Linked DNA regions of Homo sapiens: region 2 is linked to region 1. A link is an interaction called in ENCODE POLR2A ChIA-PET data of the cell type or tissue named here. Cell type or tissue: endothelial cell of umbilical vein. All regions are shown on one strand.

Region 1 (4,000 bases):
AGACCTAAATAAATGGCAGTAAAATAGTAGATGGGAAATCAAAGAGGGAGATTCTGGGTGAAGGAATTTTCCAATTAGAGTCAGCATCTATCCTAGGGACATTTCAGAAATTCTTCAGGAATTGTGAAGTTTTCAATAGAGTGCTTCAGAGCTGGGGAACACAGACAGGGACCCTCAATGACTCATAAGACCACGAATTCTGTTATACTTCTAGCCTCAGTCCCATATTCTCATTTCAGAGTAAAGACTAGAACTAATGGATTTTGAATTTATAAGCCGTTGAGAGTGGATGATCCATCCATTCATCCAACCAACTATTGAACATGTACTTCCTGTTTCCTTTGGAGTCATTTGAAGAAGGGAGCTGAAAAGAGCTTAGCTTATGTCTACCCCAGCATCATCACTGGCCATGACTTCTAGTAGTGTAAAACTTAAGGTTTCCTGAAGGGCTGTGACCAAAAATTTGTCTCTTCTGCTCTATGTCATTTCTTTTTCTTTTTCTTTTTTTTTTTTTTTTGAGACGGAGTCTCGCTGTTGCCCAGGCTGGAGTGCAGTGGCGCGATCTCGGCTCACTGCAGGCTCCGCCTCCTGGGTTCATGCCATTCTCCTGCCTCAGCCTCCCGAATAGCTGGGACTACAGGCGCCCGCCACCTCGCCCGGCTAATTTTTTGTGTTTTTAGTAGAGACGGATTTTCACCGTGTTAGGCAGGATGGTCTCGATCTCCTGACCTCGTGATCTGCCCGCCTCGGCCTCCCAAAGTCCTGGGATTACAGGCGTGAGCCACCGCGCCCGGCCTCTGTGTCATTTCTGAAAGCTGACACTGTACCATTGAGATTTGACTCTGTTGGGTCAAGGTATTGTTCCCTGCTAGTAAATAAGTTTTCCTATCATGATTAATATACTGATTTTACATTAATAACTAAAGTCTACTTATATAATTTTGCAGTATACTGAGAGCACTGATCTTCACAGGAAAACTCAGCATATTAGGAATACTTGTTTTAATATTTAAATCTATTTAAAACTGAATATTATTTTTGAATAGTTAATGACTTCCTATGGTTCATAATTTGGAAGTTCAAAATGATATATAGTAAAAATTCTCTCTCATTATTATAGACACTGTAGCTTTTCTCAGGGATTAGCAATGTGTTACTGGTTTTTTGTGTTTACCTCCAAACATATTCTATGCATTTAACAGTACGTAGATGTTCCTTTCTTTCTTTTTTTCTTTTTTCCTTCCTTCCTTCCTTCCTTCCTTCCTTCCTTCCTTCCTTCCTTCCTTCCTTCCTTCCTCTCTCTCCCTTTCCCTTTCTCTCTTTCTCTTTCTTTCTTTCTTCTCCCTTCCTTCTTTCTTTCTTCTTTCTTTCCTTCTTCTCTTTCTTTCTTTCTTTCTTGCCTTCCTTCCTTCCTTTCTCCCTTTCTTCCTTCCTTCTCTCTTCTGTCTTTCTCCTTCCTTCCTTCTTTTTCCCTCCCTTCCTTCCTTTTTTTCTTGCTTTCTTCCTTTCTCTATCTTTTTTTTTTTTTTTTTACAAAAATTGAGCATTTTTTCTGTACCCCTTTCTAAAAAAATTAACAATACTTTCTTGGAGATCATTTCACAGTATTACACAAATAACCTCCTCAACTTTACTAAAACAGCTTTCACATGCATTATCTCACTGAAAATGGCTGGACATGGATTAGGCATGATTTCCTCTTTTTTCCCTTGTGTGACAAACTTAACCTGCTGATGCACAGTGAAGAAGTGCCAGAGCTAGGACTAGGACACAGGCCTTCCAATTCCATGTCCATTGTTCATGTCTTATCTGTGATATCAGCCTGTCTGTGAAATTGATGTGAGGATTCAATGCTTTCTCTATAATGAGCCACCTGGATGTTTACATTTAGTGGCACCGTTGCCCTAGCCCAGTGTCTAACTAAATATAATTGCTCTGTAAATGTTTGTTGTGTGGAATAGGATTGGCTAATTCATAACCCTGGGTGATGATTCACTTTTTATCATCAATCTCTCGTGTTTCCTAGGAGATATATCCTTATCATATGTGGTGACAGAAATGCTGGGCACGGATGCAAATACAAAATGTTCTGGTCCCAGCCAAGTGCAAATTGGAAAAATTTAAACAGTCCTCCAGCTAGCACACTGGTGAGTCAGATAGCACCTTTCTGCCCTGCAAGGCCTCCAGTCTGTAAATCTGAGAAGCAGAAATAGCATCTTTAGTCTCCTGATTTTTCCCTCTTGTGATTCCCATATTTATTGGACAGAAAAGCATGAACTGGGTAAACTGTGCTTTGTTTATAAACCCTCATTTTTAGGAATCTGCAAAACGTGCTTGTTTCCTTGGAAAGTGATTATAGAAATTCACGCCCTAGTTGTGAGCTTGTGCAAATATGTGTAGTAAGAGGAGTGACTCTCATGTTTAGTGTGAACATATGCTTCTACATGATTAAAGAAGCCCAAGCAATGATTGTAAGTATCCTATTTCACTCAGTTTTCTGCATGTGATGGGTAAGGGAGCCTTCTCACTCAGATTATACTTGATTAGGTTCCCTACTTGGGCAACTTTTTTTTTCCCTTCAGCAGTTTTTACTGATAATTGAGGGGTACAAGTGCATATTAGAAAACCAAGTGGGGGGCCAGCCCAGTGGCTCACGCTTATAATCCCAGCACTTTGGGAGGCTGAGGAGGGCAGATCACTTGAGGTCAGGGGTTCGAGACCAGCCTGCCCAATATGACAAAACCCTGTCTCTACTAAAAATATAAAAATTAGCTGAGCATGGTGGCACGCACCTGTCATCCAGGCTACTGGGGAGGCTGAGGCATGAGAATCACTTAAACCCGGGAGGTGGAGGTTGCAGTGAGCTGAGATTTGCACCACTGTACTCCAGCCTGGGTGACAGAGTGAGACACTATCTCAAAAAACAAAAAACAAAAAACAGAAAAAAAACAAGTGGGGAAAACTTGAGCACCCTATTTGAGCCATGGGTTACCTAATTTCCAAGCAAGTAATTTTACATTATTAATTTTTAACTTAATTCCAGAGGACACACTTTGAATAATTCATTACTTCAAAATTATTTGAGGCTTGGTTTATGATCCAGTTTACAAACAATTTTGATCATCCTCAAAACAACATTATGAGATATATGTTATTAAAGACCCATTTTAAGCATAAGGAAACTAGCACTAGAGGGGTAAGAAACTTGTTCAAGGTTGAGTTGAAATTTGAATTCAGGCATTCTGGATCTTAAGTCCATCCTCTTGAACACTGTGCCGTAATGCCTCCACCCACGAGAGGGGAAAACGGGCAGATTCTTAAAAAGGCACTGTGTCTAAAATCTTACGAAATCTGCTTTGAATAAAGGCCTTTACTTAGCACAGTTGAAACATAATGAACCCATTTTCAGCGTTGTATAATGGGAGGGAGGTATACACATACATTGGTGCTTGTTCGTATATTGAGAAGGATAGGTCCATGTGGGGTATGTCCACTTGTCCAGGGATCTTCATGTGAAGGAACTTAATTTAAGAAAAGAGGCCATTGAAAGAGGCAGGCTTGGATATGGACAAATGATCCCTATTGGGGGATACTTACAATAGGGCGTATCTTACTTACTCTTCTGTGGGTTCTTGCTTTTGCTCCAGGAATTTTTGCCCAAGACCTGGAAAGGGGAGTGGAAACAAGAATAGAGTTGCCTTGGAGGTAAGGAGTATTTTTCCACCTGGCTTGAAGTGGCCACATTTCAGAAGGATAGAATCATGGAAGACTAGTCAGTGAGCTGGACCTGGGTTACCTCCCAGGAGCTGCAACATAGATCCTAGTGATCCTTGGAGTCACCAGCAGGTGTGTAAGAGATACACCCATTTGGACTTCAGTTGTGTACTCCAGGAGGAGAAGGGTGCCAAGCCAGCAATGGCAGAAAAGCACAGTGATCCAGAGACCTAGGATCTGAGCAGAAGGGAGTATCTGCTTAAGTCCCCTAAAAGTCCTCTAAGCT
Region 2 (4,000 bases), 300 kb after region 1:
AATTCCACATTTTATTTCAGCACTAGAGATGTGATGTTCAATTCCTTTTCTTAAGAAACAAACTCCAAATTTCTTAGCTGGTCATCAAGGCAACTCACCTACCAGGCCCTCTGTCTTTCAGCAGCTCATCTTTTTTCTCTAATATGGACACTTTTCTACAGCCCAACAAATGGGCTTACCGTCCTTTGCACATATGTTATTTCAGAGCATTTCATGATAGAAAAATATGGTCTTAGTCCTCACTTTCTCACCTAGAAATCACTTTGAAGAAGTCACTTAACTTCCATAATTTCATACTTGTTTAAATTTAAAACTTTTTCTCCAGTAACAGCCTCACAGAGGACAGTAGAGATTTAACCTTGAACATCTAGCATTGAGCCTGCAGAGGAGATGCATAATCAACGTTTCCTTCTCTATACCTAATGCCTTTGCTGAGTTACCTTCATCCAAAAGAATGTTCCCATTGCTAACTCTTGTCCTGATCTTTTCTTACCACTCTTCCACTCCAAGAGGTTGTCTCCCATACACCTCTGCTCCCATCTTAATATTCTTCCATTTCAAAATATTTTAATTTACATGCTGCTATGTTTATAGTCAAATATAATTAAATCATGCCTGTGGGCACATTCTCCTAAGGATGCTAAGAATTTTCCACATCTTCTATTTTAGGACTTTATCCAATTGCTTCAGTGCTGATCAGCATGCATTTTGGTACTCATGGGGCATACCCTCATCGGGATTCATAAACCTCTGAATTCCATGGGTGAGCTTCAGGGCTTCCATTGAAATATGAATACTAAATGTGCAAATGGGGTCTATGCATATTTGTCTCCCAAGGTTAAAGTCCTTGACCTGAAGTTAATAACCACTGTCCGGAAGTAATGAAAGGCCTGTGGCTAACATCCATGGACGGGGTCCTTTTTCTGAACACTCAGCCCTGCCACCTATGTTTCTGGGCTTCTATGCTCTCTCTGGAACACAATTCCTCCTTTCTATTCAAGTCCGAGAATAATAACTACTCACTCTTATTTATTTATTTAGAGACAGAATCTCAACCAGGCAGGAGGGCAGTGGCGCAACCTTCTGGGCCCAAGCAGTCCTCCTACCTCAGCCTCCCAAGCAGCTGGGACTACAGGGGCACACCACCACATCCTGATAATTTTTGTATTTTTTGTAGAGACAGGGTTTCACCATGTTGCTCAGGCTGGTCTCGAACTCCTGGGATCAAGAGATCTGCCCTCCTGGGCCTCCCAAAGTGCTGGGATTACAGGTGTGAGCCACTGCGCCCAGCCAACTATTCACTTATATTGAGCATTTACTATATGTATCCAGCACTTACTATGTAAAAGCCTCACATACACTATTCTAGTTTAATCCTTACAACAACCCTATAAAGGTAGTACTACTATTCTATTTTATAAGTGAGGAAAATGAAGTACAAGGAAGTTTCAAAAACTTCCTTGCCAAGGGTCTCATAATTTATAAGCAGCAGGCCAAACATTCATAATTTATGATTCAGCCCAAACACTCTGGCTTGAAAGTACTTAACCCAGTGCTGGAGTTGTCTCTCCAAGCTCTTTCACTTTCCAGAAAAAAATAAGACTGCCCTTGGACTGTTTCTTTGCCTTCACATTGTAAGTGATCACAGATTCCAACGCCTTTAAAACTCCACCTTTGACTCAATCAAAACATTTCCTTTTCCGTGAGTTAATCATTTCCCCTTCTATGTTTATGGACTCCTTTGGGTACTTAATGCACTGAACACACTGGTGTAATTTTTTAATTCTCTCTCCATGAATTAGACTGTGAGCTCCTAATTATTTTGAGTACACATGGAATATTTACTGTGCCTGGAATTGTGCTAAGGATATAACAATGAACAACACAGTGTCCCTGCCTTTAAATAATTCACTCTTAGGCCAGGAGTGGTGGCTTACGCCTGTAATCCCAGCACTTTGGGACTTTGGGAAGCCGAGGTGGGCAGATCACAAGGTCAGGAGTTTGAGACCAGCCTGACTAACATTGTGAAACCCCGTCTATACTAAAAATACAAAATTAGCTGGGCATGGTGGCACACGCCTGTAATCCCAGCTACTCAGGAGGCTGAGACGGGAGAATCACTTGAACCCAGGAGGGGGAGGTTGCGGTGAGCCAAGATCACGCCACTGCACTCCAGCCTAAGCAACAGATCGAGACTACATTTCAAAAAAAAAAAAAAGAAAAGAAAAGAGAAAACTAAACAAAAGAGGGTTATGATGGTTTCTGAAATTGTATTATGAAGAATAAGGACTTATCTTTATTTCTTAAATCCTGAGCAAAATGCTAGCATGTAGTACAAGTCCCAATAATGCCTATCGAATGAATGAATGAAATTGGGAAAGGGTTTTCAGATACTGAACTGCTAAACTGAAAGATCTACCATCCCATCATGAAACTCTTTGAGGTTATTTATACACTGACTCACCTAAAAACTGCTTCCTGTGTTGGTGTCTATGATACATTTTTTAATGTCAGACTAAAAATACACTTCCAGTACACCAACCCTGTCTGCCTACCTAAGGAGTAGAAATGAACACAAGGTCGCATGTAACAAAAGAAAAGAAAATTCACTCATTTCAACACTAAGCTCACCCTCTAACAAGAGCATCTGTCTTGACTGAGCACTATCTTCTAGAATGGTTTTCACTTGAGGGTCTCTGAAGTCATCTATTTACAAAACCAAAGGATACCAATGAGATTTTTTATAAAGTCAGAGAATCTTAAGTGAGTCATGGACTCTCAACTTCAGAGAGTTAGAGTAGATGGGACCTTAGGGGTCGTCTAGTATAATTTCCCACTCAGAACAGGAAGCACTCCATAGCCCTGTCAATAGACTCATGGTGGGATCAAGGCACTGGAGTCCTAACATCATGTACACTCATAGCCTCTCGACTTCCCAGCTGGGAGACTGGCAAATCATGTAAACTCTGTCATCCTCAGTGTCCTCACTCTGCCAGATATAATTGTTCCGATGATCAGATGAAATAAACGTTGTCTTAATTAGCGAACATTTGTTTGCAAGTAACAGGACTTCACCCCCACTAACTTAACCAGAAATCAGCTGGAGGGATACAGGAGTGCTTTAGGAAAATCAAGGGCAGAAAATGCTGAGAAGCTGGAGGGTCTGAAACCAGGAATAGAAAGCTGTCAGGAGGAAAGTCAACTCTTATAGTCTATTGTAATTACACTAATAGTCTTCATCTCCATTTCCTCTTTGCATCTGGTCTTCCCACTCTGCCAGTCAACAATCACGGCTTCTCTGTGCACGTGTAGAATGATGACTGCCCAGGTGGCTCTCATGGCTTTTCAGTTTAAGTGCTAATAAAGGTAGATCTCGAATTACTGAAACACAATTTCTTATAAGAGAGAATTTGATTGCTTCCCCTTTGGCCAAGGGACCACTGCTAGTCTGATCAGTTATGGCTTGGGGACTGATCATATGGCCAGTTGCCCATTCAGTAGAGGTGGTGGAACATGCTGAGGGAGGGGGAAGTTAAGGCCAAGTTCAGGCCAAGCAAATGACTGACAACAAAGACAAGCAACAGCATCTCTAGTGCGATGGTACTTTGCAAAGAAAGCACTGCCCCATGCCAGCTATCACTGTGGCCATCCTTATGATCCTCACCAACCATCTTCTGCTTGACCACTACCAGTAACAGGCTGCTCACTACTGGTAGAGGCAACCTTTTCATCAGCAAACAACTTCAGCTATTAGAACTCTTTTCCATGTGACAGCAACTTAAGATACTAAACTGAAATATTTGTAATCTTCTCCCAAGCCTTAACTTTAATGAAGGCATAATCTTGCTTGTTAGGTCAAGCCTGGGCTTTTCTTTCTAGTCAAAATATGAATAATGGGCAAAGCAAGATGTTGAGGAAAAGCTGAGTGTTGGGAGGGAAACTGAGGCAGGGCTTGCATAATGTCTTTGGGAATGTGTCTAGACTTGCTGGTTCCTTACTT

What was found. Peaks named below come from ENCODE experiments on the same cell type or tissue, not always from the same donor. Only the 100,000 strongest peaks of a DNase experiment are listed, where the experiment ranks them.
Region 2: POLR2A ChIA-PET joins it to region 1 with 5 read pairs; 1 of 35 experiments calls an interaction of 5 or more read pairs at or near these places.

Annotation. Positions count from the first base shown.
Region 1 is chr1:67,878,344-67,882,343 of GRCh38, forward strand. The region is part of intron 1 of GNG12-AS1 (GNG12, DIRAS3 and WLS antisense RNA 1); the gene reads left to right. Among named protein-coding and RNA genes, the nearest start is that of GNG12, 47 kb to the left of the region's middle. In endothelial cell of umbilical vein, no CTCF peak of the experiment used is centred here; a DNase peak (open chromatin) is centred at 2,038; H3K27ac peaks cover 912 bases.
Region 2 is chr1:68,176,502-68,180,501 of GRCh38, forward strand. The region is part of intron 2 of WLS (Wnt ligand secretion mediator); the gene reads right to left. The region is part of intron 9 of GNG12-AS1 (GNG12, DIRAS3 and WLS antisense RNA 1); the gene reads left to right. Among named protein-coding and RNA genes, the nearest start is that of MIR1262, 5.1 kb to the right of the region's middle. In endothelial cell of umbilical vein, no CTCF peak of the experiment used is centred here; DNase peaks (open chromatin) are centred at 1,640, 2,600 and 2,820; H3K27ac peaks cover 4,000 bases.